Linked DNA regions of Homo sapiens: region 1 is linked to region 2. A link is a loop called in an ENCODE intact Hi-C map of the cell type or tissue named here. Cell type or tissue: PC-9. All regions are shown on one strand. Each heading gives the region's core, and the rest is flanking DNA. Links, peaks and the distances in the headings are about the cores only.

Region 1 (11,313 bases), core at 2,270-10,269, 72 kb before region 2:
TCCGCCAGGCGCAGTGGCTCACGCCTATAATCCCAACACTTTAGGAAGCTGAGGTGGGCGGATCACCTGAGGTTGGGTGTTCGAGACCAGCCTGACCAACATGGAGAAAGCCTGTCTCTACTAAAAACACAAAATTAGCCGGGTGTGGTGGTGTATGCTTATAATCCCAGCTACTCGGGAGGCTGAGGCAGGAGAATCGCTTGAACCTGGGAGGCGGAGGTTGCGGTGAGCCGAGATTGTGCCATTGCACTCCAGCCTGGGCAACAAGAGCGAAACTCCATCTCAAAACAAAAAAAAGAAAGGAAAAAAGAAATCAAAACTGAATCTTGGGCCTGTGGAGAAGCCCCTGCAGGTTCAAGAAGACCCTCTATAAACTGCAAAGGCTTGTGCTCCAGGAGGCTGCTCTCAGGTCCTCCGTTTCCATGTCTGTAAAATAAGAGCAAGGAGCTTGCAAGGGCCTTCTAGCCAGGAAGGCCTCCAATCCAGTCCTTCAGGAAACCATCCCCCTAGCTCAGTATCACTCATGATGTGAAGGTGCTTCTGCTGTCATGCTGCGTGGCATACCACCATCACCCATGATGTCTTTTTGCCCAAAATGCCTAACTTGGGTCCAATAATTTCCAGTTTACCAGAAATACAGGAGACTAAGGAAGAAATGAAACAAGAGAAAAACAACACAATAAACCCTGAAGGTGGGGCATTTTGCAAACAACAAGTCCAGTTTTATGACATGTCATTGTCATAAAAAAGGACTTGCCAGACTAAAAGAGACTTAAGGGCATCCAACCACAGGCGTTGCAGGGTCCTTGACTGCACTCCCATTTTCAGGTGCCAGCATAAAGGACATTTTAGGAGCAATGAGAGAATTTGAATGTGGGCTGAGCATTAGATAAGATGGAGATGTATTGACAGGGAGAGGCTGAGATAACTGACAAGGACAGCATGATCTCATTTTGATTTTTAAAATTACATATGCCTAGGCACAGTGGCTCATGCCTGTAATCCCAGCACTCTGGGAGGCTGAGGCAAGTGGATCTCTTGAGGTCAGGAGTTCAAGACCATCCTGGCCAACACAGTAAAACCCCGTCTCTGCTAAAATACAAAAATTAGCCGGGCATGGTGGCAAGGGCCTGTAGTCCCAGCTACTAGGGAGGCTGAGGCAGGAGGATCACTGGAACCTGGGAAGTGGAGGTTTCAGTGAGCCAAGATCGCACCACTGTACTGTAGCCTGGGCAATAGAGCGAGACTCTGTCTCAGAAAAACAAACAAACAAAACACAAAAATATTACATATGCAGGGCTGGGCGCTGAGGCTCATGCCTGTAATCCCAACACTTTGGGAAGCTGAGGCAAGCAGCTCACTTGAGCCCAGGAGTTTGAGACCAGCCTGGGCAACATAGTGAGACCCTGCCTCTAAAAAAATAATAAAAAATTACATAGGCATAAAAAGAGATTCGGGGCCGGGTGCGGTGGCTCATGCCTGTAATCCCTGCACTTTGGGAGGCCGAGGCGGGCGGATCACTTGAGGTCAAGAGTTGGAGACCAGCCTGGCTAACATGGTGAAACCCCGTCTCTATTAAAAAAATACAAAAATTAGCTGGGTGTGGTGGCATGTGCCTGTAATCCCAGCTACTTGGGAGGCTGAGGCAGGAGAATCGCTTGAACCCGGGAGGTGGAGGTTTCAGTGAGCCAGGATCACACCACTGTACTCCAGCTGGGTGACAGAGAAGACTCTGTCTCACAAAAAAAAAAAAAAATTTATATATATATATATATATGGGAGGATAGACAATGAGGATACTCCCTAGATGGTAGGAATAGAGTGGTTTTGTTTTCTTATTTTTGCTCATCTGTAACTTCCAGCTTTCTCTAATGTACGTGCACAGCTGTTGGGGCTCAGAAACGGTACTCCAAAGTATGGCACTATGGCAGGCTGAGTACTTTGAACTAAAGAAACTGGAAGGTCTCAAAAGTCAACTCTCTCTCTGACGTTCTCCCATCCTCCTGTCTCCTGCCCCTCTTTCGCCCCCAGAGGAATCCATAGACACCAGAATTCTTTTTCCCCAGTCATAGAAACTAGAACCCCTCTCCCCTAAAGCAAGCCATAAAACCTAGAAAGGGTCACTCTCTCCCTTCTCCCCTGAAGACCCCTATTCCAGAAAGGGTCCTGCCCGATACCTGCTGGAAGGAGTGCCGTACAGAGAGGCCAAGAAGCATCTCAATAGACAGGACTTGCTGGGTATCCGCGCTCAGTCTATTCCCATGAATCATGCTCTTTTGTCCGATCACTTTCTACACGGCTGTCTGCTTTGCATAGAATCTAAGCATAAAAATAGATAGGTTTCCCTGGATCTTTGGGTCTTCATTCTGAAGGCTCCTGTGTCTTGTAAAACTTTGATTAAATAAATTTGTTTTGCTTTCCTCTTGTTAACCAGTCTTTTATTATAGGAGTGTCAGCCATGACCTTTATGATGAATGAGGAAAGTTAGCACACCTTTCTACCCCTACACAGCTTTGCTGATAATAAAAGTTATTTAATTTCACTATTTTTCGAGATGGAGTCTCGTTCTGTCACCCAGGCTGGAGTTCAGTGGCACAATCTTGGCTCACTGCAACCTCCACCTCCTGGGTTCAAGCCATTCTCCTGCCTCAGCCTCCCGAGTAGCTGGGACTACAGGTGCATGCCATCACGCCCAGCTAATTTTTGCATTTTTAGTAGAGACGGGGTTTCACCATGTCGGTCAGGCTGGTCTCGAACTCCTGACCTTAAGCAACCTACCTGCCTCAGCCTCCCAAAGTGTTGGGGTTACAGACATGAGCTATCACACCCAGCCAAAAGTTATTTTAAAGTAGAGAAGTTCTTGGCATAGTCCCGGGCTCTGACAGCTTCCTGTGGCCTCAGCTTCCTCTTTCAGCTCCTGCCCCATCCAGGACTTGCCAAGAACATTAACCAGGCAATGGCACCTCGGGTCACAGCTTTCCTCCCCTCTGAGCACCGCCCTTCCTTCCTCCCCTCCCTCCCCGACATCATGGTGCTTCCATGGGGAAGTGTCCATTGAATTACAGCAACGCCATGTGTTCACTCCCTCCTTCTCCCCTGCAGAGAAGTGACTTACCTGATGGCCAAGCGTGGGAGGAGCTCCTGGGCATGCCCAGCCCAGCGCACCATCTCTTTTGGAAGCCTTTATTGGTCTGTTGCTGCCTGGCAGTTAGCAGCCTCTGGTATCCCCACTGAGCCAGGGACTGGGCATTTTCAGTGGGTGAATGTCAAGTTCAAGGGTAGGATAGCAGGAAGCCAGCTTGGCCATTGCTCTTAAGTCACAGGAAAATATTTTGATCTCTCTCTGTCTGACTGTTGTGTGTCTCTCTCAGTCGCTTTCAAACTTGGATGGAGAAGAGTAGCATCCTTTACCGGATCCTCTAAAATCCAACATCTGTCTCTTCCCTGCCCCAGTGGCCCCTTCTGTAGGGGTGGGTTGCCCCTCCACACCTGTGGGTGTTTCTCATAAGGTGGAACGAGAGACTTGGAAAAGAAAAAGACACAGAGACAAAGTATAGAGAAAGAAATAAGGGGGCCCGGGGAACCAGCGTCCAGCATATGGAGGATCCCGCCAGCCTCTGAGTTCCCTTAGTATTGATCATTCGTGGGTGTTTCTCCGAGAGGGGGATGTGTCAGGGTCACAAGACAATTGTGGAGAGAGGGTCAGCAGAGAAACATGTGAACAAAGGTCTTTGCATCATAGACAAGGTAAAGGATTAAGTGCTGTGCTTTTAGGTATGCATTCACATAAACATCTCAATGCTTTACAAAGCAGTATTGCTGCCCGCATGTCCCACCTCCAGCCCTAAGGCGGTTTTTCCCTATCTCAGTAGATAGAACGTACAATCGGGTTTTATACCGAGACATTCCATTGCCCAGGGACAGGCAGGAGACAGATGCCTTCCTCTTGTCTCAACTGCAAGAGGTGTTCCTTCCTCTTATACTAATCCTCCTCAGCACAGACCCTTTACGGGTGTCGGGCTGGGGGACGGTCAGGTCTCTCCCTTCCCACGAGGCCATATTTCAGACTATCACATGGGGAGAAACCTTGGACAATACCTGGCTTTCCTAGGCAGAGGTCCCTGCGGCCTTCCGCAGTTTTTGTGTCCCTGGGTACTTGAGATTAGGGAGTGGTGATGACTCTTAAGGAACGTGCTGCCTTCAAGCATCTGTTTAACAAAGCACATCTTGCACCGCCCTTAATCCATTTAACTCTGAGTTGACACAGCACATGTTTCAGAGAGCACGGGGTTGGGGGTAAGGTTATAGATTAACAGAGTCTCAAGGCAGAAGAATTTTTCTTAGTACATAACAAAATGGAGTCTCCTATGTCTACTTCTTTCTACACAGACACAGTAACAATCTGATCTCTCTTGCTTTTCCCCACACCCTTCTCCCCTGCCCAACTCCACGCTCAGGTGGAAGCTGATTTTCTTTTCTTTCTATTTGAGACAGAGTCTCGCTCTGTTGCCTAGGCTGGAGTGCAGTGGCATGATCTTGGTCAGCTCACTGCAACCTCCGCCTCCCAGGTTCAAGCAATTCTTCCACTCAGCCTCCTGAGTAGCTGGGATTACAGGTGCACACTACCACGCCCGGCTAAGTTTTGTATTTTTGTAGAGATGGGGTTTCGCCATGTTGGCCAGGCTGGTCTTGAACTCCTGACTTCAGGTGATCTGCCCGCCTCGGCCTCCCAAAGTGCTGGAATTACAGGTGTGAGCCACTGCGCCTGGTCTAGAAGCTGATTTTCTAGAGGCATCTTCAAGACCCAGGAACTTCAGGACTGAGTTTCTAATGAAGAGAAGAATAGGAAGTCCTTGGGGACAGTCAGAAATGGAGGTGAAGGTACAGGGGGTGTGGGGTGGTGAGGGTGCAGGGGTGCGGGGTGGTGAGAGTGCAGGGGGTGCGGGGAGGTGAGGGTGCAGGGAGTGCGAGGTGGTGAGGGTGCAGGGGCGCGGGGTGGTGAGGGTGCAGGGAGTGAGGGATGGTGAGAATGCAGGGGGGTGCGGGGTGGTGAGGGTGCAGGGGGTGCAGGGTGGTGAGGGTACAGGGGGTGCAGGGAGGAGAGGGTGCAGGGGTGCAGGGTGGTGAGGCAGCATTCCAGACAGAGGGAACAGCATGGGCAAAGGAGAGGAGGCTGGATGCAAAATGAGAGGGGAGGAGTGAGCTGAACTGATGCTGTGCCCTGCACATAGCTCAAGGGACAAACGTAGATCATGGGGAACGTGGGGCCACATGAGTGTTTCAAGCTGAGAAGTATTGATATGCTGGGAGCATCTCCTGGGGCCACTCTGTGGAGGACAGGTCCAGGCCAGAGGCCTGGGAGCAAGAGATTAGCAATGGGGTCGTGAACCCAGAACACTTATAGGGAAGAGGAAAAAGCGATTCCAAAGACTAAAGGGCAGCAGCGGCCTGCACCTCTGGGCACTTCATCTCAGACGCAAATCACTCCAGGTTGCCGAGAGCTCAGAAATGGATTTCTTGAATTATGCAAAGGTAGAGAAGTCAGACCCAACCCCCGCCCCCCATTACAAATATTTTGTAATGTTCCCTTCACCAAGCTGAAATGAAATTCATAAATAAACTAACCTACCCTCACACATGCTTTAAAAAAAAAATCAATGATATCCTAACTATAATATGAAGGAGAAATAAAAGGAGGGTAATTTCTAATAAAATAATATAAATTTCAGGATGAAAATCTGCAGGCAGCCTGGGCGTGGTGGCTCATGCCTGTAATCCTAGCACTATGGAAGTCTGAGGTGGGCGGATCACCTGAGGTCAGGAGTTCGAGACCAGCCTGGCCAACATGGTGAAACCCTGTCTCTCCTAAAACTACAAAAATTAGCCAGGCGCGGTGGTGGGCGCCTGTAATTCCAGCTACCTGGGAAGCTGAGGCAGGAGAATCGCTGGAACCTGGGAGATGGAGGTTGCAGCGAGCCAAGATTGTGCCACTGCACTCCAGCCTGGGCAACAGAGTGAGACGCCATCTCAAAAAAAAAAAAAAAAAAAAGAAAAAAGAAAAAGAAAGAAAATCTGCAGGCTGACTACAGCCAGAGATGAGGTGGCCCCACACTTGCTCCTAGAGGTGGGGCCACGGAGACCATGGCGGCCACAAGGCAGATGGACACAGGTAGTTGTGATGGTGATTCAGACCCCACAGGCGGTGCTGTTGCCAGTGACATGAAATGGGCAACGAGTCTTGGCCAAATTCCAAGCAAAACAAAGGACAATCTTCTCTTGTATACACAATAGTCATGTTCCTAGAAAATTCTGTGTATGTTGAAAGCATGCAAAAGTTATTTATTTTGTGTTTATATAAAAACAGGTCTCTGTCTCCCATTTTGACAAAGAAAAATGCCCTTGCAGATTTCCCAGACTCCTCTGAGGGGCCGTCTTGGCCTCATTGGGTGTCATTGTCTTAGAGCCTTTTCTGTAATTACAGCAGCTGAGACCAGAATGCAGGTGCCCCGTAAAACCAATCTGCATATTCTTCTGGTGGCTGAGAGGCGGGCGGGAGGCTGTGGAACTTAGAGGACAGTTGGGAGAAGGGTCCAGAGAGGTGGGAAGTGAGCAGCCCCCAAGAAATGGCAACAGGCCAAGGCCAGAGGAGATGGCAGGCTGCTGAGACGCTTCCTGGGGTGGGGACAGACAAAAGGTGCTAAACTGTAAATCTGTAATCCCCCCTCTGCTGTTCCCAATTCGTCCATAAAAGTCAGTTACACAGGCTGGGTGCCTTGGCTAATGCCTGTAACCCCACCACTTTGAGAGGCCAACATGGGTGGATCACCTGAGGTCAGGAGTTCGAGACCAGCCTGACCAATATGGTGAAACCCTGTCTCTACTAAAAATACAAAAATTAGCCAAGCATGGTGGTGCACACCTGTAGTCCCAGCACTTGGGAGACTGAGACAGGGGAATTGCTTGAACCTGGGAGACAGAGGTTGCAGTGAGCAGAGATTGCACCACTGCACTACACTGGGTGACAGAGCCAGATTCGGTCTCAAAAAAAAAAAGGTCAGTTACACACTATAGTGCTTGGAGGGGGATCAATAAAAATGATGGCTCATATTCCCTAACTAACTTGCTGATGCTTTACTCACACTAACTCATGTGACCTGCAGCAAGGCCTAAGAGGTAGGGGCCACACTTACCCCCAGTTTATAATGAGAAAACCAAAGCCTAGAGAGATGGAGACCATTGCCCAAGGCCAATCAGCTCATCAGTTGCAGAGCAAGACTTTGAACCCAGGCAGTCTGGCTCCTGTGGCCCCTGTTTGATCACCCCACTAGCAAGGGCCAGACCTGTGCTCTAGTGAAGCATTGCGAAGGGAAATCGCAGCAGTATGGAGGGAGCTGGGGCGGGGTTGAAGAAATCTGGGCTAAGAGGTAACAGGAGATCATAGGCATTCACTGGAGATTCTCAAAAACATTGAGAAGGATGCTAGCCTTCCCTGGTATGAAGGACAGAGACAGCCATTTTCACTGGATCTTACAAGGAAGGGTGACTCCAGGGAGGTGGAAGATCAGAAGCATCCTGTCCCAATGGAAACTCCAAAATGGCCATGTTGGTTTACATCCAGGGCCCATCTGAACTCTGTTTGTTTCTGAACTCTTAAATTTCAACAGCTTCACCTATTTCCATCCCATTTGTTAATAGCTGTATTTTAATGTATTCATTGGCTGAGAAAATACAGCACAAAAGACTACTTTGAATTCAGAAATGCTTTCAGTGAATTTGAATGTTATTAATCACAGTGGCATCCACATTCATTTGAAAAACATTACATCTGTAGAAGCCAAATGCTTTCCAGCGACAGTGCTTGGGGCACTTATGGCCAATGCTGAGTAAAAGGCATAGGTGGAAACTAGGAAGAGGCAAGAAAGAAGTGACTGATGCACCAGCGCCAGAATCCCCCAGGACCCAGCTCAACCCCCTGGGGTGGCTCAGGGTCACTACCACAGTCCTGATCCATGTCACCTACTCCCTGCTGGTATATGTGCTGAGAAAAGGCTTTGATTGGGCCATCCTAGTGCCACTCATTATGGAGCAACTCCATGGGGCAGAGCTTAGGCCAGCCCCCACCAAGAGGCTAGCTGACCTCCTGTCCAGCCCAAATGGAGGCGCTGGACAATTGCAGGTCAGTCCAGGGCAATCACCTGTTCCCAGTGGGGCCGTTGCGAGGGATGGATGAAGTGTCAGAGGCGTTTGAACCAGAGCAACTCCATCTTGAATAGGGGCTGGGTAAAATAAGGCTGAGATCTACTGGGCTGCATTCCCAGATGGTTAGGCATTCTAAGTCATAGGATGAGATAGGTTGACACAAGATACAGGTCATAAAGACCTTGCTGATAACACGGTCTGCAGTAAAGAAGCCGGCTAAAACCCACTAAAACCAAGATGGCAATGAGGCTGACCTCTGGTGGCCCTCACTGGTACACAGTTTACAAATGCCATGGCAATGTCAGGAAGTTACCCTATATGGTCTAAAAAGGGGAGGCATGAATAATCCACCCCTTATTTAGCATATCCTCAAGAAATAACCAGTTGGGCATGGTGGCTCACTCCTCTAATCCCAGCACTTCGGGAGGCTGAGGTGGATGGATCACCTGAGGTCAGAAGTTCGAGACCAGCCTGGCCAACATGGTGAAACCCTGTCTCTCCTAAAAATACAAAAAATTAGCCTTGTGTGGTGGCGGGTGCCTGTTATCCCAGCTACTCGGGAGGCTGAGGCAGGAGAATCTCCTGCACCTGGGAGGCAGAGGTTACAGTGAGTGAGATCACAGCATTGCACTCCAGCCTGGGCAACAAGAGCGGAACTCCATCTCAAAAAAAATAAAGAGGCCGGGCATGGCGGCTCACGCCTGTAATCCCAGCACTTTGGGAGGCTGAGGTGGGAGGATCACGAGCTCAGGAGATAGAGACCATCCTGGCTAACACGGTGAAACCCCATGTCTACTAAAAAAATAAAAAACATCAGCCGGGCATGGTGGCGGGTGCCTGTAGTCCCAGCTACTCGGGAGGCTGAGGCAGGAGAATGGCGTGAACCCAGGAGGCGGAGCTTGCAGTGAACCGAGATCTCGCCACTGCACTCCAGCCTGAGCAACAGAGCAAGACTCTGTCTCAAAAAAAAAGAAAAAAAAAAAGAAAAAGAACCATAAAAATGATTAACCGGCAGCCCTTTTATTCTGTTATTTTTCTAATAAACTTGCCTTCACTTTACTCTATGGATTCGCCTCAAATTTTTTCTTGCACAAAATCCAAGAACCCTGCCTTGGGGTCTGGACCGGGGCCCCTTTCCGGTAACAAAAGGAGCAGGTTGGGGCTACAGTCTTCAAAAGGTGGCTGGAAAATTGGCAAAATTGAAAGGAATGACAATACCAACTGTTGGCAAGGATGTACGCAACTGAAACCCTCACACATGGTTGGGGAGTGTGTTAGGCCGTTATTGCATTGCTGTGAAGAAATACCTGATGCTGCATAGGTGATAAAGAAAAGGGGTTTAATTGGCTCATGGTTCTGCAGACTTTACAGGAAGCATGGTGCTGGCACCTGCTCAGCTTCTCATGAGGCTTCAGGGAGGTTTTCTCATGGTGGAAGGTGAAGTGGGAGCAGGCACATCACATGGCCAGAGGGGGAGCAAGGGGAAAGGAGTTGCCACACATTATGAAAGAACAGAGGCCGAGTGCAATGGCCCATGCCTATAATCCCAGCACTTTGGGAGGCCAAGGCAGGTAAATCACTTGAGGTCAGGAGTTCGAGACCAGCCTGGGCAACATAGTGAAACCCCGTCTCTACTAAAAAAAAAAAATACAAAAATTAGCCAGGCGTGGTGGCAGGTGCCTGTGGTTCCAGCTACTTGGGAGGCTGAGCTAGGAGACTCTCTTGAACCCAGGAGGTGGGGGTTGCAGTGAGCCGAGATCATGCCACTGCACTCCAGCCTGGGCAAGAGAGCAAGACTCTGTCCCCCTAAAAAAAAAAAAAAACAAGAAAACCCCCAAAAAACAGATTTTGGGGGAACTCACTCACTCACTATCAAGAGGACAGAAGCAAGCCATGAGGGATCCACCCAAGCACCTCCCACCAGACCCCACCTCCAACATTGGGGATTACATTCCTTTTTTTTTTTTTTTTTGAGATGGAGTCTGGCTCTGTTGCCCATGCTGGAGTGTAGTGGCCGTGATCTTGGCTCACTGCAACCTCTACCTCCTGGGTTCAAGCGATTCTCCTGCCTCAGTCTCTGGAGTAGCTTGGATTACAGGCATGTGCCACCACACCGGGCTAATTTTTGTATTTTTAGTAGAGATGGGGGTTTCACTATGTTGGCCAGGCTGGTCTCGAACTCATCTCATGACCTTGGGTGATCCACACGCCTTGGCCTCCCAGAGTGCTGGGATTACAGGCGTGAGCCACTCCACCTGGCCGCCTTTTCTCTTATTAATCAGCTTTTTGTCAGTTGATTTTTCAGCAAACCTTCAGTGGGTGAAGGGGAACTTTTCCCATGGCTCCTACAAAAGGCCAAAAGGACAGGATTTCGGACAGTTGAACACCTGGAGTTTCCTGTAGAGTGGCGCCTAGGGGAAAGCGTGGAAGCTCAGAGCCCATACCTCATCCAATGCATCCCTTTATCTGTGTCCTTTGTAATCCTCTATAATAAACTGGTTAACGTAAGTTTCCCTGAGTTCTGCGAGCCGCTGTAGCAAATTAATCGAGGAGGTCGGGGAACCCCAACTTGAAACCAGTCGGTCAGAAGTTCTGGAGGCTTGGACTTGCAGGTGTCTGAAGTGGGGACAGTCTGATGGGACTGAGTTCTAACCCTGTGGGATGTGATGCTATCTCCAGGTAAACAGCACCAGAATTGAACTGAATGAGAGGACACCCAGCCAGTGTCTGCTGCTTGGTGTGTGGGGGAAAAAAACCCACGCATTTGGTCACGGAAGTATTCTGTGGTGTTGATTGTGGTTGTGTTGAGAGGGCAGAAAAACACTTGTGTGTGTGTTTCCTGAGAAATACCTGGTGTGGCCGGGCACGGTGGCTCACGCCTGTAATCCCAGCACTTTTGGGAGGCCGAGGTGGGCAGATCACAAGGTCAGGAGTTTGAGATCAGCCTGGCCAACATGGTGAAACCCCATCTCTACTAAAAATACAAAAATTAGCTGGGCGTGGTGGTGGGCACCTGTAATCCCAGCTACTTGGGAGGCTGAGGCAGAAGAATCGGTTGAACCTGGGAGGCAAAGGTTGCAATGAGCCGAGATTGCACCACTGCACTCCAGTCTG
Region 2 (11,313 bases), core at 3,273-11,272:
GCAGCCATCCTGGTGATCGAGTTCATCTACGCCATCGTGGGCATCGTCTGGCTCACTCAGTACTACACCTCCTGCAACGACCTCACTGCCAAGAATGTCACCCTCGGTACGTCTGGGTGAGGCCTGCTGGAGCCTCAGCAGCCCCGGGGGCACAGGGGACGAGATCAGTTTAGAGAGGAAGAAGCTTGGGCATTGCCAGAGGGCAGTGCCTTCTGTGGGGGCACCAGCAGGTTGGCTGGGCGAGACTGCTTCCCTCACCCTTGAGGCCTGCCAGCTACCTGGTCTGGGGTGGGCTGCAGCAGGCACAGAGCTGCTCAGGTCAAGCCGAGGCTCCTCAGCACCTCCTTGGAAACCCACAGAGCTGCCTGCTCTGAGCCAAGAGTGGCCCTTGGGGTTGTGGGTGGGCAATAGGGTGGCCACGTATGTGGCCAGAGACTGGGACCAGGGGCTTTGGAGCCTGGCTTTTGTCCCCAGAAGCATTTGGGGTTAGGGAGGCTCCAATGTCCCTTTCTTCAGAGCGGGTGAGCCAGAGAGGTGTCCCCAGCGCCCCTACCTAATGCCTCCCACTGCTGCCCGCAGGAATGGTTGTCTGCAACTGGGTAGTCATCCTCAGTGTGTGCATCACTGTCCTCTGCGTCTTCGACCCCACGGGCCGCACCTTTGTCAAGCTGAGAGCCACCAAGAGGAGGCAGCGTAACCTGCGGACCTACAACCTGCGGTCAGTCAGCGGGCTGGGTGGGCAGTCCCAGGGTGGGCTTTGCTGTCTGGTGAGCAGAGGTCTCCATTCTTCAGAAGGCTACCCCAGGCCTCCCAGACTGCATGCCAACCTCGTGTGAGCCGTGGGCATTAGTCAAAGGGCTTAACTGCTCCCTGCCTCAGTTTCCTTGTCTATAAAGTGGGAATAATAACAATTCTTGTCTCATGTTGTTGTGAGATTTAACTGAGCTAATACCTGCAGAGTGACTAACACAGTGCTCACACTGGGTAAGTGCTCGGTTAATAGTAGTTGTTGTCATCATTGTCCACTGCTGATAATAACAATGGTAATAACAGTGAAGCCAAGCATTGCGTGTAGTAAGTTACAAGTCCACCACACAGCTGTCAACTTCCCCATAATATGGGTGGAGAAACTGAGGTACAGAGAGATGATGGGACTTGCCTGAGGTTACACAGCTAGAAAATGGTAAGGCTGGGAACTAGCCCAGGCAGTCTGGCCTTAGAGTCCTCGCTTAACTAGCTATTAAATTAGGCTAGGCTGCCTCTAGGATTCAGAGATTGGGAGAGGCAAGTCAAGGAAAGCTTCCTAGAGGGGGTGAGTTTTGCATGATGTTTTAAAGATGGGGGAAAGTGTGCCATGGCAGACAAAATGAGGGAGGGCATCCAGGTAGTGTCACAATAATTTGTTTGTTGAAAGAAAAAGAGAGGGGCTTCCAGGGTGGGTCCCAGTACCTCCTGTTAATGGGGCTTCTACAGTGCATTATGTAAGGAGCTCCCCATGCCAAGCCCTTTACGCAATTCATCCATTTAATCCCTTTGTGAACCCCGGCATGGTTGTGAGATCCATTCTACAGATGAGGAATCCAAGTCCCAGAGAGGGCAGGTCACCTGCCGTGGGTCTTGCTGCTGGGGTGCAGAACTGGCACCACACCTGCAGCCCAGAGCAGCTGGCTCAAGCACCTGGGGAGCAGGCTGTCTGGACCCCCGCTGCCCGGCAGGAATTCTCACCGTCCCACCCTCCTGCACTGCTGTGTTCGGCTCCCCGTGGACCTTCCACGTCAGCTCAGCACTGCAGCCAGAGCCACACCCGTGCCTGCTGTGGCCACGTCCCAGCCCAAAATGTCAGGTCTGGGAGCCAAGGCCCCAAAGCCCATATTCCCTCCCAGCCCAGCTGGCCACCACCACCCATCCCACAGTGCTCTGGGAACCCTGCTTGGCCAGCACACTGTCCCTTCATGCCCCAGAAGGTGGGACATTGGTTTAGGATGTACAGCTGTCCAAGTCCCTAAGAGCCAGCAGGTCCCCAGAGTAGCAATTCCCTGCACCCTTCCCTACCTGCCTCCCGTAGCCCTGGAAGACCCTGTTGCCCTCCTTCTCCTTGTGGCCATTTGCCTTATGAAGCCAGGGTTGGAGAGCGGGAAGCGGTCCTTAGACACACGGAGGAGCCAAGAGGCTCAAAAAGGGCCTGGCCTGTCACTACAGATTGATGTTAAGTGCCTTGAATGCATATGAGGGCCACCCTTGCCTTCCTCTCCTGACCACCCAGCATCAGGCTTTTAAGGGGCCGCACATGGCACAAAAGCAAGCTAGCCCCTTCTTGCTCGGTTTGGAGGTCTGCACTTTTAATGTTGGATCTGTTATCTTTATGCTCAACACACTGACTGCAGACATCCAGCCTAGGAGGAACCTCTGTGAATAACTGGCCCATTGCTCTGCCTTTGGGTACAGACTCCTGGAGACCCTGATTCTCCATCTGAGCAGCCAGACCCACTGGGGATGGGGTTGGGGGGTGAGAATAGACAAGGGCAACCATGTGGGTGAGGGGTAGAGCCCTCTCCCTACCTAGGTATCAGATCCAAGGAATTGGGAAATGCAGAGCCTTACTCAGCCCCATAGATTTCCTGTAAGTAGAGTATGTAAGTATGTAAGTGTCTGAAATCCTTTCTGGGGAAAAGCAGGTCTTTCTGGAAGGTCTGTTCCAGGCCTTAGAATGAGACGACAGGGAGGCCCAACACCCTGCTGACCTCCCAGGGTTTGAGCCTTTGGACACCTGAGCTGCAGGGTAGCCCCCACTTAGGGCTCCCAGCTCTGAAGCCCCAGAGCCTGCCTGTGTTCAGTCTTCCAAAAGCCAAGGAGCCTCTCAACTGCTCCCCACCTCTCTCTTCCACCCACCCACCCTTGGCCAACGGCACACACCATCTTAGGCTAGCAGGAGTCTGTCAGGGAGGGCCCCTGCTGGCCAGCAGCCAGGCCACTGGCCACCAGCTCTGGCAGGGCCTGGGCCCTGTTCTCCCCCAGAACCCACTGCGGGAACCCTTTGGTAGGGTCCTGGGAACAGCCTGCCCTGTTTCCATAACGTCTGGGTCCCAGCTCTTCTGGTCCAGCCCTCTGACCTCACACATACCGCCTCTCCTGCTTTGCAGGCACCGCTTAGAGGAGGGTCAAGCCACCAGCTGGTCGCGCCGGCTCAAAGTGTTCCTCTGCTGCACGCGGACGAAGGACTCCCAGTCAGTAAGTACTGGGAGGTCGCTCCCCTCTGGCTCACATCCTGTGGTCAGGTGATTAAGGGGCTGTTGGCTCCTTTGGCAAAGCAGGATGGGGCAGGGCTGGTGGGAAGGAGCTGGGTTTCCAGCGTGAGCAAGTATGGCCTGCTCACACAGGGCCTGTTATTCACTGAGCCACTCGCTCCAGCACGCAGGACCACGTCCACTTGCTTTGTCAAGGGAACAGAAAGCTGTGAAGACTGCATCAACTCCCTTGGAACTTATACTCTAGTTTAAGGAGAAGAAATATGCAAAGTCAGGGTGACCTGAAGACAAAGAAAAGTAGCGTTTCACCAGCAGCAAATTAATCAAGAAGGCCTGGCAAAGCCGATAGGCGTTTAGCACGGTCCTAGATGGGGACACATAGCCTTCAGCACCTGGGAGCTCAGAGGAGTGACCAGAGGGCCGGACTTAATGCCAGGGCACTGCAGAAGGAAGACAGGGCCAGCTGGGGGCGGCCCCCAAGGGGAGGGAAGGGAGGCAGGCCCCGGGATCATCCAGGGGTGCCCCGCAGCGGGCAGGGACCTTAGAGATCATCTAGTCCCACCCCTCATTTTACAGATCAGGCAGCTGAGGCCCAGAGAGGTGGAGTGACTTGCTCAGCGTCCCACAGCTAGTTAGTAGCAGAGCCAGTGAGGTCAGGAGACCACTCCTCCCTGAGGCAGACAGCAAAGTGCCTTCCACGGAAGCCACCGGGAAGCCTCGAGTGGCTCCTGCCCACCAGCGTCCCCTGGTGAGCCGTAGAGTGAGTAATCAAGTGTAAGAAAGCCCCCGAGGTTCCCTGGTGGGCGGGGAGCACCCCCTTGGGTCTCTCTGGGGCGGTCTGAGGGGTCTGGGCTGCAAGGCAGGCCATGCAGAGGGCAGAGAGCCGGCCCCTGGCGGATGGAGGCTGGGGCTGCTGTGTGGAGGGCACGCCTGCCCCTCTGGGTGCACGGGCAGAGCTGGGGCTGTTGTCAGAGTCTGGGGAAAAGATAGCACATCACAGCAGAGCCCCACGGCAAAGGTCCTGTTAGACACTGATGGCCTCAGGGGGCAGGTCTGGTCCCAAGCATGTTTTGATCAGCGTGTGTTGTGTTGCTTACACATTTTAATTGGATGCCAGCATTTAAAAATCAGGGGTATTTCCATAAACTTCTGTATTTCTGAATCTGGTGAAGTGGGCCCTGGAGGGCCTCCGGTCAGCTGGAGCCGAGCAGTATCTGGCTCCGTTTGGCTCCATTCGGCATTTGAATTTGCAGCCCTTGATTTAGTCACTTACAAGTGCCAAACACTCAGGGGCGAGACCCAGTGAGACAGACTTCATTGCCATGTGGTTGTTCCCACCTCAGCGTCTCCTAACAGGTTAGGGAAGAGGCTCTGGGCTGCAGCCTGGGGCCAGGAAGGGAAGACTAAGAGGGCACCAGCCAGCAGGGCTCGCCTCCTGCCCTGAGGCCCAGACATGCACTGTCTTCAGGCCAAGGGCCTGGAGAGAAGCCATGGGGGACCACTGGGCCAGAGAGTACACCCCCTTCTAGGGCACATTGTGGGGGTCACTGAGCCAGCAGCCTGTGGGTAGCTGGGGGAGGGGCCCTGAGACCTGGCAGGCTCCACAGAGGCCTTACGAGGGACTTCCAAGGTCCCAGCTGGTGGGTCAGAGGCAGCCAGGAGCTTAGTTTGGTTTCTGTGCTGGAGAGAATGGCTAGAGGAGAAATGAGCCAGAGCCACCCGGCCTTGATTCTAGCGTCTGGGAAAGCAAAAAGGAGTGGCTCAAGTTGGCGCCTGCTCTTGGTAGACAGTGGGCACCATGCGAATTCCAAGGAGAGGAGAGGGCTGGGTGGCTACTGCCAGGTCTAGGAGCCCTGGGCAGGGCCCTCAGGGTCACAGGGCCACATGGGGTCAGGCTCAGTGGGCGCTGTGGAGGTGCTGGGGAGAACCTGTCCAGGGGACCCCGAGCAGACACCTGCTTCTGCAGCCTCCCAGCCCTGGGGGATTTACTCCTGGCCTCTCGTCCTCTCTCCTGCTCCCCTGCCACTGCCTCCTGCCTTCCTGGACCTCGTAGGATGCCTACTCAGAAATCGCCTACCTCTTTGCGGAGTTCTTCCGGGACCTTGACATTGTGCCATCCGACATCATTGCTGGCCTGGTGCTGCTCCGGCAGCGGCAGCGGGCCAAGCGCAACGCCGTGCTGGACGAGGTGAGCACCACCAGCCCCTTCTCCAGGTCACCTCTCCACACCACCCTTCTTTCAGGCCCCTTCCCTGTGGCCCCTGCAGCGGAGGGCTCGGCTCCCACGCAGCTCCCCAGTGACCACGCACTCTCTTGGACCCTGGAGGTCACCTTTACCTCTGGCTCCCCCTGCCTTCCTGAGCTTGTCCTTCGGCCAGGCTTTCCGTGACTACTACTCTAGGGACTTTCTGGGTCGTGCATGGCTGCCTCTGGGGCTGGCCCTCAAAGGACTTCTAACCACAGGCTTAGTGGACGTGGTGAGCTCCCGAGTCGGTCTTCTGCGTGGCCGCTCCGCCCACCCCACATCCCCACCAGCACACCAACCCCAGTTAGGGTTTCTCAGTGTCTCATACAAAATACCTTTCGCCTGCTGTGGGCCAGGAATGTCCTCAGGGGCTTGATGTTTTGGGTAGAAGGGGAGCATCTGGAAATATGGGGAAACCTCAGATTTTGGAAAAGTGGCTGAATCTTGGAAGAACTAGAAGCTGCATGCTCGTTTGGGCTTCTCGGCCTTTGGGAAGCAGGCGGACGCCAGGGCCTGGGCCCCCTTTCCCAGCCATGCAGCCGGGCCTGGGCCAGTGATTGTCCTTCTTCACCTGCCGGTCTTACAGGCAAACAATGACATCTTGGCCTTCCTGTCTGGGATGCCGGTGACCAGAAACACCAAGTACCTCGACCTCAAGAATTCAGTGAGTCAGACATCAACTCTCACCCCACCCCGTCCCCATCCCTCCCACTCTGCCACAATGACCTAAGCAAACTCCTCCCAGCTGCCCTTGCAGTGCCAGCCACATTGCCCCTGCCCGGTCTCCCCCCGGCTCTCCAGAGAGCCTCTCTGCTCAGATCATGCCCCTCACGAGAACCACCCACTTCACACCGGTTCGACAGACAAATCCCCTGAATTCCTTTACCAAGTTCAGAAGTGTCTGGTCCTGGCCTCTTGAGATGACAGAGCACTTTACCAGGGTGAGCTGCTAGCATTTTTGCTGCTGCTGCTGCTGTTAATGAAACGCAATGGGCGTAGTACTTGGTTTCCAAGCTTTTTTAGTAGTGGAACCTTTTCTCAATCGCCTTTCGTAGAAATCCAGTGTGTAATAGGGAAAGGTGGTGCCAGTAACATGGTGGGAGAACCCCAGCCCAGGGCCCAGCACACAGCCCAGGGCCCAGTACAGCCCAGGGCCCAGTACAGCCCAGGCTGAAACCACAGCTGGCAGCCGGGAGAAACAGGCCCTGCCTCAGGAAGCAAATGGCTGGAGCGTGCATCTGCTCTGATGCCTGTCGCTGCGACCTCCAGCAGGCCCCTCATCCCCTCTGAGCTGGATCCTGAATCTGTGAAATGACACTAGGCACACCTTCTACCAGAGCTGTGCTGAGAGGACACGAGCCATTCCCATCACAGTGCCAGGAAGCCTCGGTGCCAGCCAGGATGCTGATGGAAAGGATTCCGTCTCTTAGAAATCTCAGTCCTTTAGGCCACGTGTGCTGCCTTGTGCCTGCAATCCCAGCACTTTGGGAGGCCGAGGTGGGAGGATTGCTTGAGGCCAGGAGTTTGAGACCAGCCTGGGCAACATAGTGAGACCCTGTCTCTACAAAAAAAAAAAAAATTAGCCAAGCATGGTGGCACATGCCTGTGACCCCAGCTACTTGGGAGGCTGAGGTAGGAGGATTGCTTGAGCCCAGGAGATCAGGGCTGCAGTGAGCTATGATTGCCACTGCACTCCAGCTGCACTGTCCCTTAAAAAGAAGAAAAAAAAAAAACCAACACTCAGTCCTCTAGAAAAGCCTCAGTCCTCCCTGCCTGTCCCTACTCCCCACTAAAGCAGGCATTTGTATCCTCTCTAAAAATAGCCACATCCATAGTAAGTGCCCCAAACCAGCCCATTTCTGCTTGCCAGGCTCTGCCCTGGCTGTTCTCACCACCTTCTCCCTCCCACTCCTCACAGGGAGCGGGGAGGGCAGGCAGCTGTGACTCCCATCAAGTGACTCCCATCGAGGTGCCAGGGTCACACCTGCCACCTGGCAGAGGCTGCCAGGGCCCACCCCGCCCCCAGGGCTGCAGGGAGCTTCTGACAGGGAGAGGATAATTACCTCTCCACTCTCGTTCCTGAAGAGCAGCTGAGCTGGCCAGGGATGTTTCCACCCCTCCGGGCCCTGATCAAGGTGCCACCTATTTCACTTCACAAGGTGACTAACCACCCTCCTTAACTTTTACAAGGTGACTAATTCCCTCTCCCGGTGCCTGGGGCACTCGGGAAAGACTGGAAGCTGGCAGACACTTTGCTGGGGCACCCCTGCCTCTTCCTCCCTCCACCCCAGCAGCCAATAACCTCCTCAGCATCAACAGTGGCTGCTGGGCCTCAGACACACTGGCTTTCAAACTGGTGCCTTTCTCCCAAGAGATCCCAGTCTCCCACCAACGCAGCCCCTGCCCGGAGCCCTGGGAGCCTGCAGCTGGCTGAGTCAAGTTGAAGGCTCCCAATATTTGCAGTCAAAGAACCCAAGGGCCAGAGATTTGGTGATTGGTCTCCTGGCCTAGCGTGGCTGCCCTGTTGCCCAAGGCCCACACACGCCGCCCAGCTGGAGGGCTGGGGCCTCTCAGGGCTACATTTTCCCAGCATCAAGGGCCCTTCTCAGGGCTGATTGCCGAGGTGGGGGGATTACTACTCACATCCCTCAACTCTTCCCTTCTCTGGAAAACAGGCAAGGAAATGGACCAAGTGATTTTCTGTCCCCAAATCATTAATTCTGAGACTGGAGCAACAGGACAGGTCTCTGAGGATTCGTGTCCTGGTTGCATGGAGATAATTAGGGAAATGCAATTATCACCTGGAGGAGTGTCCTTCCTCCAAGGCCTGGGCCCCACACCTCAACAGGGGACCAGCAACCCCTCCCTGCCAGGGGTTGGGTCCGCAGGCTCCCACCCTGGGGAACTGCTGGGCCCTGAGGCTGTAGGCAGGAAGGGCAGGAGGTGACCGCCCTCTGCCTCCTCTCTTCTAGCAAGAGATGCTCCGCTACAAAGAGGTCTGCTACTACATGCTCTTTGCCCTGGCTGCCTACGGGTGGCCCATGTACCTGATGCGGAAGCCCGCCTGCGGCCTCTGCCAACTGGCTCGGTCCTGCTCGTGAGTACCCCTGTCCCATCCCCCAGCGATTGCACCTCTCCTCCCGGGTGGTGTGTGAGGAAGGGCTACCGGGCTGCGCCTACTGCTTTGCCCTGAATGGCTTCTTTTCTACACCTTCTCTGGGCCTCAACCTTTCTAGTTCTGTGTTATCCCTGAGCAGTGAAGTTGTAGGCTTCGGAGTCACACAGTTATGGGTTCGAATCCAGATGTTGTCACTTGCAGCCTGGGGCAAGTGGGTCCACCTCTCTGAGCCTCAGTTTCTTTATCTGCGAAGTGGAGATGTTGATACATACCTCGTGGAATTTTTTGGAGAGGGCTAGATGAGATATTGCATAACACCCACACTGCTGCCTCCCCTCCCCTTCTGGCGTTCTCTCTCTGCCCCCTCAGCCATTCCCTTCTGCCCACATCTTCCCTTCTCTCGGCTCCCCTCATGTGCTCTGCCTTTCTAGAAGAAAGGACTTTCCTAGTAGAGAGGCCCAATCCATAGAGGTCTTTGAAAAGGCACCAAGAAGGCCTGTTAGTTAAGGCTCCAACCTTCTTCATAGGATCTAGGAAAGGCCTTAGCCCCAGACCTGGCCTGCAGCCTAGCTCTGCGCTCAGCCCACCGCTTGGGGGCTGGGTGGACTCTGCATTCCTAAGTGGGCCAGAGAAGGGCGCCTGCTCCAGGAGGAACCCCTCCCTGTCCTGGGTGTCTCCGCCCTCAGCTCATGCCAGGCAGAAGGAGGACAGTTCCCTGGGCTCCCGTTCTGGAAAGGCTGGCATGCTGGGCAGCAGCTTCTTTCCTTGACACCCCTGCCCTTGGGACCCACAGCAGCCACACCCACTCTGCAGCGCCCTCCCTGTCCTCAGAAAGCTGGGTGGCTCTCGGGGCCTTATTCTCACCATCCCTCCAGCGACTGATCAGAGAGGACTAGAGCACCTCATGCCCCCTTCCCATCTTTGTCAGCTGCATGTGCCTGGCATTCTTGCCTGCATCCCTGGGAGTCCCAGCTGTGGCAGAGAACTCTTCAAAATGAGCACCAGGCTCCATTACTCACTGGTGGTGTGGGGACAGCTCTTAGAGCCTTTGTTTCCTAAACTGTAACAGGTGGTATCTGTCCTGCCTGCCCATAGGGTGTTTCAGAACCCAGGGTATCACTGGCAGGCAGGGCTCTCTGGTGCTCTGCAGACAGGAGGGGTGCTGGCATTTGTATTAGGTGCCTTAGTGTTGCAGAGAGAGCAGAGTCCCTAGACCTCATGAGGGCCCAGCCAGGCCCCTGCCTGGAAGAACCAGGTGCCTGTGGGGCAGAGAGAGGCAGGCCTGCAGCCCAGGGTGTTGGGAGGAGGCCAGAGTCCAGTGCCCCAGCCTGTCCATAACAGCCTGGCCAGAGGGAGAAGGGCTGCCCATCTGCCTCGGGCCCAGGCCTCTCCCCTGGCAGCAGTTCTCAGCCCATGCAGAGCACAGCGAGCCAGGCCTGCTTCTGGCTTGGCCCTAGCCCTGCCCTGGATGAGCCCCAGGGCCCTCCCATCCGGGGTGCTGGCCCTGCTCCCCTGACTGGTCCTCCTGGCCCACACATCACTGACTCAGAGGCAGCCCTGTCACCGGAGAAGCGAGGAGCCACTCGTTATTAAGAACCTATTATAGGCCAGACCATTTCTGCATCTTGGACCCTTGATCTCACACCAGCCTTGTGAAGTAGCTGTCACCACCTGCTCTTACAGAAGAGGAAACTGAGGCTTAGAATGGCTGAGTGACCTCCAGGCCCTTGCGGTCAGGAAGTGATACAGCAAGGGTTCAAACTCAAGCCTCCAGTCTCCAAAGGCCACACTGTTACAGCCTCATGCTCAGCTGAGGTTGGAGAGGGAACAGCTGCCGAGCACAGGAGCTCAGCCCCTAGACCCTGGCCCATCACCACTTGACCTGCAGTGTGGGGGACCATGCTCTCCCATTGTACATCGGCTTTGTCCCCCCAGCAAGCACTGTGGCTTTCTCAGCAAAGTCTCTCCCCATTGGAAAGTGTGTAATAGTCACTCAGGTGATGCTCTGAGTGAAGACAAACCTCCTAGCATCACCAGAATCCAAGCTTCTTAATAAAATCTCAGCTGTCATCCCGTGACAGCTGGCAGGCCCAGTCACGTGGGCTCCAGCGTCTGGTGCCTTAGCAGTTGGATGCTGGCTCCCTCTGGTGGCCTGAGGTGCCGCTGCACCTAGCTGGGTGCCCAGCTCCCAGGCTGCCTCATTCATTTCTGTGGGGAGGCTACTGTGTACCTGGCCCTGTTTGGGTGCTGGGGATACAGCTGTGGACCTCTCTGTGGTGCTCACTGCCCAGCGAGGAGGCGGACAGCGCATAGACAAGGCAAATAGGGCACATGGTGGAGCGGATGGGCACTTTGGACCCACATAAAGCCAGGTGCCTGGGATGGGGAGTGCTGGGGGCCTGGGGAGCCCTGGCTGTTAGATGAGGTGGCAAGAGAGACCTCACTGTGACAGGACGTTTGAACAGAGGCCCAGAGGAGCAAGGGCCAGGCCACGCTGTCTCAGGTGCTGCTGAACACGCTGGCAGCAGGTCAGAGAGACCAGAGCCAGGTGGGGTAGACAGGGCGTTGCTGTAGGGTCTTAAAAAGAAAATGATGTGGCTCAACTTATCTTAAAAGGGCCACTCTGTTGCTGAGCTGAGAGCGTAGGGGCAAGTGCAAGGAGGCCAGTCGAGGCCACCATGACAGTCCCAGGCAGAGCTGCCAGG

What was found. Peaks named below come from ENCODE experiments on the same cell type or tissue, not always from the same donor. Only the 100,000 strongest peaks of a DNase experiment are listed, where the experiment ranks them.
Region 1: a loop joins it to region 2, with 5 times the contacts of the local background. A loop is called at or near these places in 4 of 110 quality-filtered maps.

Annotation. Positions count from the first base shown.
Region 1 is chr11:61,651,550-61,662,862 of GRCh38, forward strand. No RefSeq gene overlaps it. Among named protein-coding and RNA genes, the nearest start is that of DAGLA, 23 kb to the right of the region's middle. In PC-9, for the core only: a CTCF peak has its summit at 8,419 (motif pointing left); a DNase peak (open chromatin) is centred at 6,242; H3K27me3 peaks cover 1,616 bases.
Region 2 is chr11:61,722,855-61,734,167 of GRCh38, forward strand. It overlaps DAGLA (diacylglycerol lipase alpha), which reads left to right. Exons shown (of 20, transcript NM_006133.3): 4 at 5-106; 5 at 580-718; 6 at 3,141-3,228; 7 at 5,299-5,433; 8 at 6,077-6,154; 9 at 8,463-8,587. Among named protein-coding and RNA genes, the nearest start is that of MYRF, 24 kb to the right of the region's middle. In PC-9, for the core only: CTCF peaks have their summits at 10,753 (motif pointing left) and 10,955; DNase peaks (open chromatin) are centred at 6,147, 7,597 and 10,727; H3K4me3 peaks cover 412 bases; H3K27ac peaks cover 2,956 bases.